3 separate regions of the Homo sapiens genome follow, and all the other regions are linked to region 3. A link is a loop called in an ENCODE intact Hi-C map of the cell type or tissue named here. Cell type or tissue: heart left ventricle. All regions are shown on one strand.

Region 1 (2,500 bases), 1.0 Mb before region 3:
CCAAGCTGATGAGGAAACAAATCTACCCACATCTATCTCCCTTAAACTCTTATATATCACTAGAGTTCTTATTATTCCTTTTGTTTAAATATGTGATTTCTTACATTGTATTTTTATTTTTTTTATTGAGGTATGCTTTACTTATCATAAACCTTACCCATTTTAAGTGTACAACTCAATGATTTTTGGTAACTTTATTGAATTGTACAGGCATTACCAGTTTTAGAACATTTTTATTACCTCAGTAAGATCCCTCATACCACCCCGCCACAAACTTTTTTTTTGTTTAAGACAAAGCCTTGCTCTGTCACCCATGCTGGAGTGCAGTGGTGCAATCTCAGCTCACTGCAACCTCTGCCTCCCGGGTTCAAGCGATTCATCTGCCTCAAACTCCCTAGTAGCTGGGACTACAAGCACGCGCGACCACGCCCAGCTAATTTTTATATTTTTAGTAGACACAGGGTTTCACCATATTGGCCAGGCTGGGCTCAAACTCCTGCCCTCGTGATCTGCCCGCCTTGGCCTCCCAAAGTGCTGGGATTACAGGTGTGAGCCACCGCGTCCAGCCCCTCATACCCTTTTAATGTTCATCGTCATTCCTGGCAGTACCTCTGTTGTGGAAAGTGGGATTACAAGACATGTTCCAGTTTCTTCAGAGAGGTGAGTATTGGAGAAGATTGTCCTTGAGTTCTGGCACTGGGAGGCTATGAGTCCTAATCCCAGCTCTGCTTAGTATTAGTGAGTTTATTCAATCACTCTGGACTTCAGTTGTTCACTTGAAAAATGTAATCAATAATATCTACCCTGCAGGGTTGTTCAGATGATTAGAGATAAGGTATGTGAAGAGCCTGCCACATAGTTCAGTGAAATTATGAAATTATTTCATTACAAATACACAGATGCTTGTAAACAATAGGAATTGATTGGATGCAGAGACTGAATTTTGAGGTCTATTATTTTACTATTTTGTAATTTAATCAGTGGAATGGGGTAGGAAGAAGGAGAAAATACAATTTATTTGTAATAGATATTGGCTGCTTTAAAAAATCAAATGCATTTAAAAAACAATTCCTTTTGATTTACACTGCTCAATTTTCCCCTCTTAAAACTACACAGAGATTTTCTTTCCAAAGAGCTTTTCCAAATGGCTTGACTCCCCTGACCTCCCCCAACCTCAACCCTGTCTTCTACAGTTTTTTTCTTGCTTTCTTCTGAAATAGATTTGAAAAAACAAGACCCTGACTGCAGCTTTTCAGAGCCCGGTAGTGATTTTCTCTTCTGGTATGAAATTTAAGACCCATAAAATGCAGTTGCCATTTCCTGTGGATGTTCCGCTTCTGTGTTCCGATTTGATATTTATTGCCACATGAGTCAAGATCACAATAAGTTGCTCCATTGCCCTGTGTTATTGATGTAGTGCCACCCGTTTACGTGGGGGAGTTCAGCTGCTGGCCGGGTGCCTGTTGCTAAGTACCTGGAAAACTAAACGTGGCCACTAGGGGGTGCCGCTCTCCCAGAGTCCTGACCCGGGTCCCCATTTGGGAAGGGAGAGAGAGCACCGGGAAGGGCTGCTCCAGCGCCCTCCATCTTCCTCCCGAGGGACCCCGCAGGTGAGGAGCACCATAGGCCCAAGCTCTTCCACCTTAGCCAATCCCCACGCTAGGGCAGCTTCCAAGCGGCCAGGGAATGAATGGGAGCTCTCTGCCACTTTGAATTGTGGGATCCCTCCATGGCTTTTTCTGGGGAAAGGCGTTTTAATCGGCTGTGCCAGAGTCACTAAACGGTGCTTGCTAAAGATATAGATTCTTGAATTTCATTCTCTAGACAAAGTGAACCAGAATCTCTGATGATGAGGTTCAGAAATCTCCATTCCCAACACTTGTTCCAGATGACCTCAGTGCACACCAAAGTTAGGACCCCGAAAAGGCAGGCCGTTTCTAAAAATGCTCCTTTTATCAGCTGCTCCCTTCTAAACCCTTCTAAACTCTTCTAAACCAAATCCAAAACCAACCAGAGGTCTTCGGAGCCACTGGAATATACCCTCCCCGGAGGTCTCTAAGTTCACCGTGAACCAATCTGTGGGGAGAGTAATGCCTCCATCTCTGCCAGCCAGCGTTCCGGGACCCTCAAGGACTACTTTGAATTTCAGAAGTGGAACTTCAGAAAAGCAGTGTTGAAAGAATCATTGGTGTTAATTAAAAGATGTAAATAATCTCTTTTAAAGAAATAGACTTGGCTGGGCGCGGTGGCTCACGCCTGTAATCCCAACACTTTGGGAGGCCGAGGCGGGTGGATCACGAGGTCAGGAGATGGAGACCATCCTGGCTAACACGGTGAAACCCCGTCTCTACTAAAAATACAAAAAAATTAGCTGGGCGTGGTGGTAAGTGCCTGTAGTCCCAGCTACTCGGGAGGCTGAGGCAGGAGAATGGCGTGAACCCAGAAGGCGGAGCTTGCAGTGAGCCGAGATCGCGCCACTGCACTCCAGCCTGGGTGACAG
Region 2 (2,500 bases), 560 kb before region 3:
TCCCCGACCAGGCAGTTCCTGGTGGCCAAATCGCGGTGCACGAAGTGCTGGGACGCCAGGTAGACCATGCCCGCGGCGATCTGCTGGGCTATATGCAGCATCTGCGACTGCGTCAGTTCCGTGGGCGGGTTGCCCTCAGCCATCAGCACGGCATCAGGGCCGTGTGCCCTGGGGAAGGACATGGAGAATGAAGCTGGGGGCCTCAGCATTTTCACTCCAGGGGCCCTTTGCCCCTGCCCCTCCCCGTCCCTCTTGCTAAGCTCCTCACCCCCACCCTGTAGCTGCTGGTGCTAAAAGATGCTGCCTGACTTAGCATGAAGAGGAGACAAAGGTGCTCACACAGTTGTACTTCTGCAGTCCTGAGAGCACCCAGGCTGCTCTGTTTCCCAAAGAGTCTGGAATTCCCAGGACCCCGTGGGCCTGAATGTCCCCCTTCCCTCCAGTGTACAGACAGGTTGACATTTTAGGGGCTCTGGCACTGTGCTGGGTTCAGGCACTTACCAGGGCCCCCTGACCCTGAGAAGCAGCAGGTAGGTGAAGGAAGACAAAACCAAAAACAAAACATATGGGGAAAGATGGACTCTCCTAGTGGGATGGACATGGCAGCCCAGTGGGTCCCCACCCCTTCCCACCTAGCCAGGCTATGCCAGAGTATCCCCCAACCAAGCTGATTCCTCCAGAGTGTCCCCACCAGCACCAGAGCTGGGCAGCCTGCGGCCTTCCATAGTCCACCTGATCTGTGGCCAGGCATGGTTTTGAAGCTACGCCTGGCTCTCTCAAGCCCAGTTCAACAACAGAGTCCCAGGGCATTCTCAATCTGGATGTTCATTCTCAATACAAAATACCATTTCCTTCTGTCCACCCCTCCTCCAACCTCCGCTCAACACAGGCTATGGCCAACACATAGGAGAACTCTTTTGAACCACAGCCTGTTTATTCTTTTGCTGGGGAAAATTTTATTGTTTACACTATGGGGAGGGGGACTATGATTTTTTAAATCTTATTTTTCTTCTGTCTTACACACCTGGCCTCTCCTCAGCTATGTGATGACTTAGGGCACCCTAACACGCAAGTCCTGCAAGGGTGGGAGGATCCGCGTCTTAGGATGCCGCCCTCAGCGCGGCAGGCTCTGCTGTGACATCCTGCGCTGTGAGCCAAGATGAGCGTCATTGCCCCTGGTGGCCTGAGGGGGCGCTGCAGTGCAAGGAATAAAGGCGGGGTTTGCTGTCGGGCTCTGCCCTGGCGTGGCCAAGGGCTTCTCTCTGGGAAAGGAAAGATCTCTCTCAAGACGTTTTGAAACACTTAGAATAAATATAGAGGATTCTGCATAAATGTTAAAGTAGGTAACCTCACCTGCAGGGTTTCAGAGCCGTGTGAGTATTTGAAACTGAGAAAGCCAGAATTGTCTGAGAACACATGTCAGGGTTTGCCCTGCCTCTCCGCCCTCCTTCCCCCAACTATTCAAGCCACAGGCGTATCCCCACTTCCATCCCGGCTCCAGCCTACAGTGACTGTCTTTGCCTTTGATTTCGGGAATCATTCTGTCACCAGATCTTTCATTCCTGTAATCTCAGGGAATGAACACTGGACAGGAGTTGGGGGGTCTCCCAGGCCTACCAGCGTCCAATGCCATGATCCTGGGAAGCCCTTTAATTTCTCTCATGTACAATTTCTTCATTAGTCAAAAATACAGAGGAATATTATACTGGGTAATTTCTTAGGTTCTTCCTGTCTCTAAATACCTGGATTTAACCATTCCCTGGGGAGGAGTTTCCTGTTTTTGTACAAGCCAGTCCTAACATATTTCACCTCTACTCAAACCACAACCCCCAGCTGCCTCTTGTCACATTGAGGAACAATGCTGGGAAAATGCTCCAGGGCTTTCTTCAGCTCAAAAGCACCTACTCAAGGTAAGAAGCGGCACAGTGGCCAAAGCTCCGGGATATGTGAAATGAATTTGGATCCTGTCCTACACTTGCTGTGTGATTTTGGGTGAGTTACATAACCTCTCTGGGCCTGTTTCCTCACTCTGTAAATTGTAGATACTAACTGCCCCTTGCTAAGGGCATTGATGTGAGGAGGACTGACACTGTGCTTGCATAGTGCTTCGTGGCCTTTCACAGGAAAACCAGGGAGAAAGGCTTTGCAAACAAAGATTCTCTTTAAAAATGAAATTGACAGGTGATGTGAAAACACAAGTTATCCTCTGTGCATTACTTTTTGTAACTGGCCTGTAACAGGGCTCTTCAGGATACTAGAGGGTGGGCCCTTTCCACTTCACTAAAGGTGAATCAAGCCTAATCCTTTTCAGCACTGAGGGGTCAGGGGAAATTGCCAATGTTTTCACTTGTCTTCCTTAAATCTACTATGACCTCAGCACCAGGAGAAGGGGCTGGGGTGCACATAAACTAAAGAAAATCTGAAATAAAGACCCAGAGACTCGGTCAGAATTTAATCTTCATAGGTACCATTTAAATAATAAAATAATTTGTTGATTGGC
Region 3 (2,500 bases):
GACAAACACAAAAAATGAAAGTATGATAATTTTTCTATAGCAAAATCTTCTTTTCTCCCCCTTGGCATGTGAATAAGAGCTATGTGGCAAAATCTTGATAATTGTTGAATCTAAGTAGTGGATAAATAAGGATTCATTATACTATTCTCTTTACTTTTGTATATATTTACATTTTTCAATAATAAGAAGAGTTTCGAGTTTACATCTGTGTCCACCCCCCATGGTTATGACATTAGGGTCAAAAGCACCTTCGGAGCCCTCACCCTCACTCCGCATGGGTGGTAAAGGCTGGACTGGAAGGACGGGCCTTACCGGGCACAGCATCTGCTTCCTGGCCCGGGAAGAGCCAGCAACATCTTGAGGAAATAAATGCATACAAAGATCAACAGCTTGAAGGGGTGGATTTCAGGGCCCGTGTGCTTCACAGTGAGTCATCACTTCCACAGTCACAATTTCTCACTTAGAAGGAATCCAAAAAAGCACCCCTAACCATTGGATTCCAAACTTCATTGGGTTCTTCTGGGGTTTATTAAACCCACAGATTCCGGGGCTCCCAACTAGACCCATAGAATAGACTGAGCAGTGGCGGGGCCCCGGAATCTGTGTTAATTTATTTCTCTGGTGATTCTGGGACAGCCCTGAACTGGGGGCCTGGGAGCCTCTGAAGTGGATCAACGTCCCAATCCCACAAAGGAGAACGTGGCCCAGAAGGGCTTTGTAACCGGCCGAAGGTGACATCCCTGCGGCTTCCTCCCTCACTTTTCACAGCCATGCCCTCCCTGAGAGACCCCTCAGAAAGAGTGGGCCCCTGGAAACGCGCCAGCACAGGAAAGAAGACAGCCAAACACTCTCCATGAATGCACGCCCCGTCCTTGGCCTGGGGGACTCGCAGCACCCCTGAGCACCCGTGCCTGGCAGATGCAGCCACGCTCCTTGCCTTCAGGTCCCTCACACGGTGTCAGGCCTAAAGCAGCCCAGCTTCTGCCTCTGATCCGGCCTCTGTGATATTGACCCCTGTCTCCTGCTAAGCAGCTCTTAGATGGGAGATGTTCTAATGGGAAAGAAGACAGGGAGGAGCCAGAGGATATCTGTTACAGCCATTACTTTCCACTCAGGATCCTATTTTGCATCTTCACTCGAGGCCTATAAATTGAACCTTGAGGGCGGGTCCCAGAAATCCGCAGCTAGAAGTTCATAAAACCAGGTCGGGTTGCCTTGGGCCAATTAAAGTGAAACACTGCCACCAAGTGGCCATTCTAGGTCATCACAGGCTGCCAGCTCCTTCCAGAGCACCTGCCTCTCTGCCAGAGACAAACAGCATGACAGAGCAGGTGGGCATGCCCTTCCCTTCTTTTTCTTAAAATTATTTTACTTATATTAATAGAAATACATTCACATGGTATAAAACGCATAAGGTCCAAAGTGGTCCTGGTGGTTGCCTCCAGAGCTAATGTAGATCCAGCTGAATGCCTCGTTAGGGGTCTCCATTAGGTCTTTAACCCTGTTATGCCTGCCATCTCACCAGTATCGTCTGTTGCTCCTTGTCCATAGGGGTTCTGTTCCCAAGTGCCCAGTGCTAACCTGCCTCTTGGAGTTTACTACAAATCTGGGTTGATTCAGCAACACCAAAGACCTGAGGCTAAATAAATTCTGCAACTCCTACCAGCCTTCCTGGTTCTGAACAACCCTGAGTATCCACCCATGGGTAGAGTGATAATCAAATGAGCCTCAGTTATCCTGAGAGCCCAGGTAAGCAAAACTGTTACAATCCTGAAATGGGTGGTCAAGGGAGCTAATAGAATCTCCTTTCAAGATCTTTGCAATTGGATTAAGTTACAAAAGTATGCCATGTATAACAGTGAATCTCTAATGCCACAAAAGACAAAGCAAAATTAATTAATATGGGAGCCTGAGGACTGCCTTGCATTTGAAACTCACTTTCCAATGTACGTTGTTTGTGTTTTGCTATGACTATTTAATTCATTCATATAAGGTGTGTATATTTTACACCTATTTAGGTGAGCCACATGTGCCACACTTGCTACTGCTTTTAACATAATGGTAACTTGGAGATTATTAGACAAAATATTTCCATTAGCTGCTGTTTTGTCAACTGATGGTTTACATAATTAATTGGACCTATAGCAAGTTTTAACTTTTGTCCTTGTTACATAATGGATCATTTTGAAATCAACTAGGAAATTGTCCTTTAGTTTTTAATGATGGGCAAATGAAAGTAATGGCACTCAGCAGTATTTGATTTTAAGGAATCAGTCAAACAATCGTGGTTTAGAATAATTGAAAATGGAAAAGCCAGCATGTGTACAGGGAGGATCGTAGAATGTTAGAGCTGATGTCTAAGAGATGAAACCCTAGCACAACTCCTTTATTTTATAAGATGGGAACCTGAGGCACAGGAAGCTGAAGAGGCTCACCTATGGCCCTTCACTCATGTCTCAAGTCTGCCACATGCTCCCTCCTAGGGGTACTGGCCAAGAGT

The links. Peaks named below come from ENCODE experiments on the same cell type or tissue, not always from the same donor. Only the 100,000 strongest peaks of a DNase experiment are listed, where the experiment ranks them.
Region 1: a loop joins it to region 3, with 3 times the contacts of the local background. A loop is called at or near these places in 21 of 110 quality-filtered maps.
Region 2: a loop joins it to region 3, with 6 times the contacts of the local background. A loop is called at or near these places in 56 of 110 quality-filtered maps.

The regions. Positions count from the first base shown.
Region 1 is chr9:85,424,334-85,426,833 of GRCh38, reverse strand. All of the region lies in intron 2 of LOC105376121 (a long non-coding RNA gene), which reads left to right. Among named protein-coding and RNA genes, the nearest start is that of AGTPBP1, 320 kb to the left of the region's middle. RefSeq lists a silencer at 1,475-1,574. In heart left ventricle, a CTCF peak has its summit at 1,485 (motif pointing right); a DNase peak (open chromatin) is centred at 1,503.
Region 2 is chr9:84,952,951-84,955,450 of GRCh38, reverse strand. NTRK2 (neurotrophic receptor tyrosine kinase 2) reads right to left here. Exons shown (of 19, transcript NM_006180.6): 17 at 1-168. Among named protein-coding and RNA genes, the nearest start is that of NTRK2, 280 kb to the right of the region's middle. RefSeq lists an enhancer at 78-578. In heart left ventricle, CTCF peaks have their summits at 986 and 1,185; a DNase peak (open chromatin) is centred at 1,190.
Region 3 is chr9:84,396,000-84,398,499 of GRCh38, reverse strand. No RefSeq gene overlaps it. Among named protein-coding and RNA genes, the nearest start is that of SLC28A3, 56 kb to the right of the region's middle. In heart left ventricle, a CTCF peak has its summit at 1,251 (motif pointing left); DNase peaks (open chromatin) are centred at 849 and 1,249; H3K27me3 peaks cover 171 bases.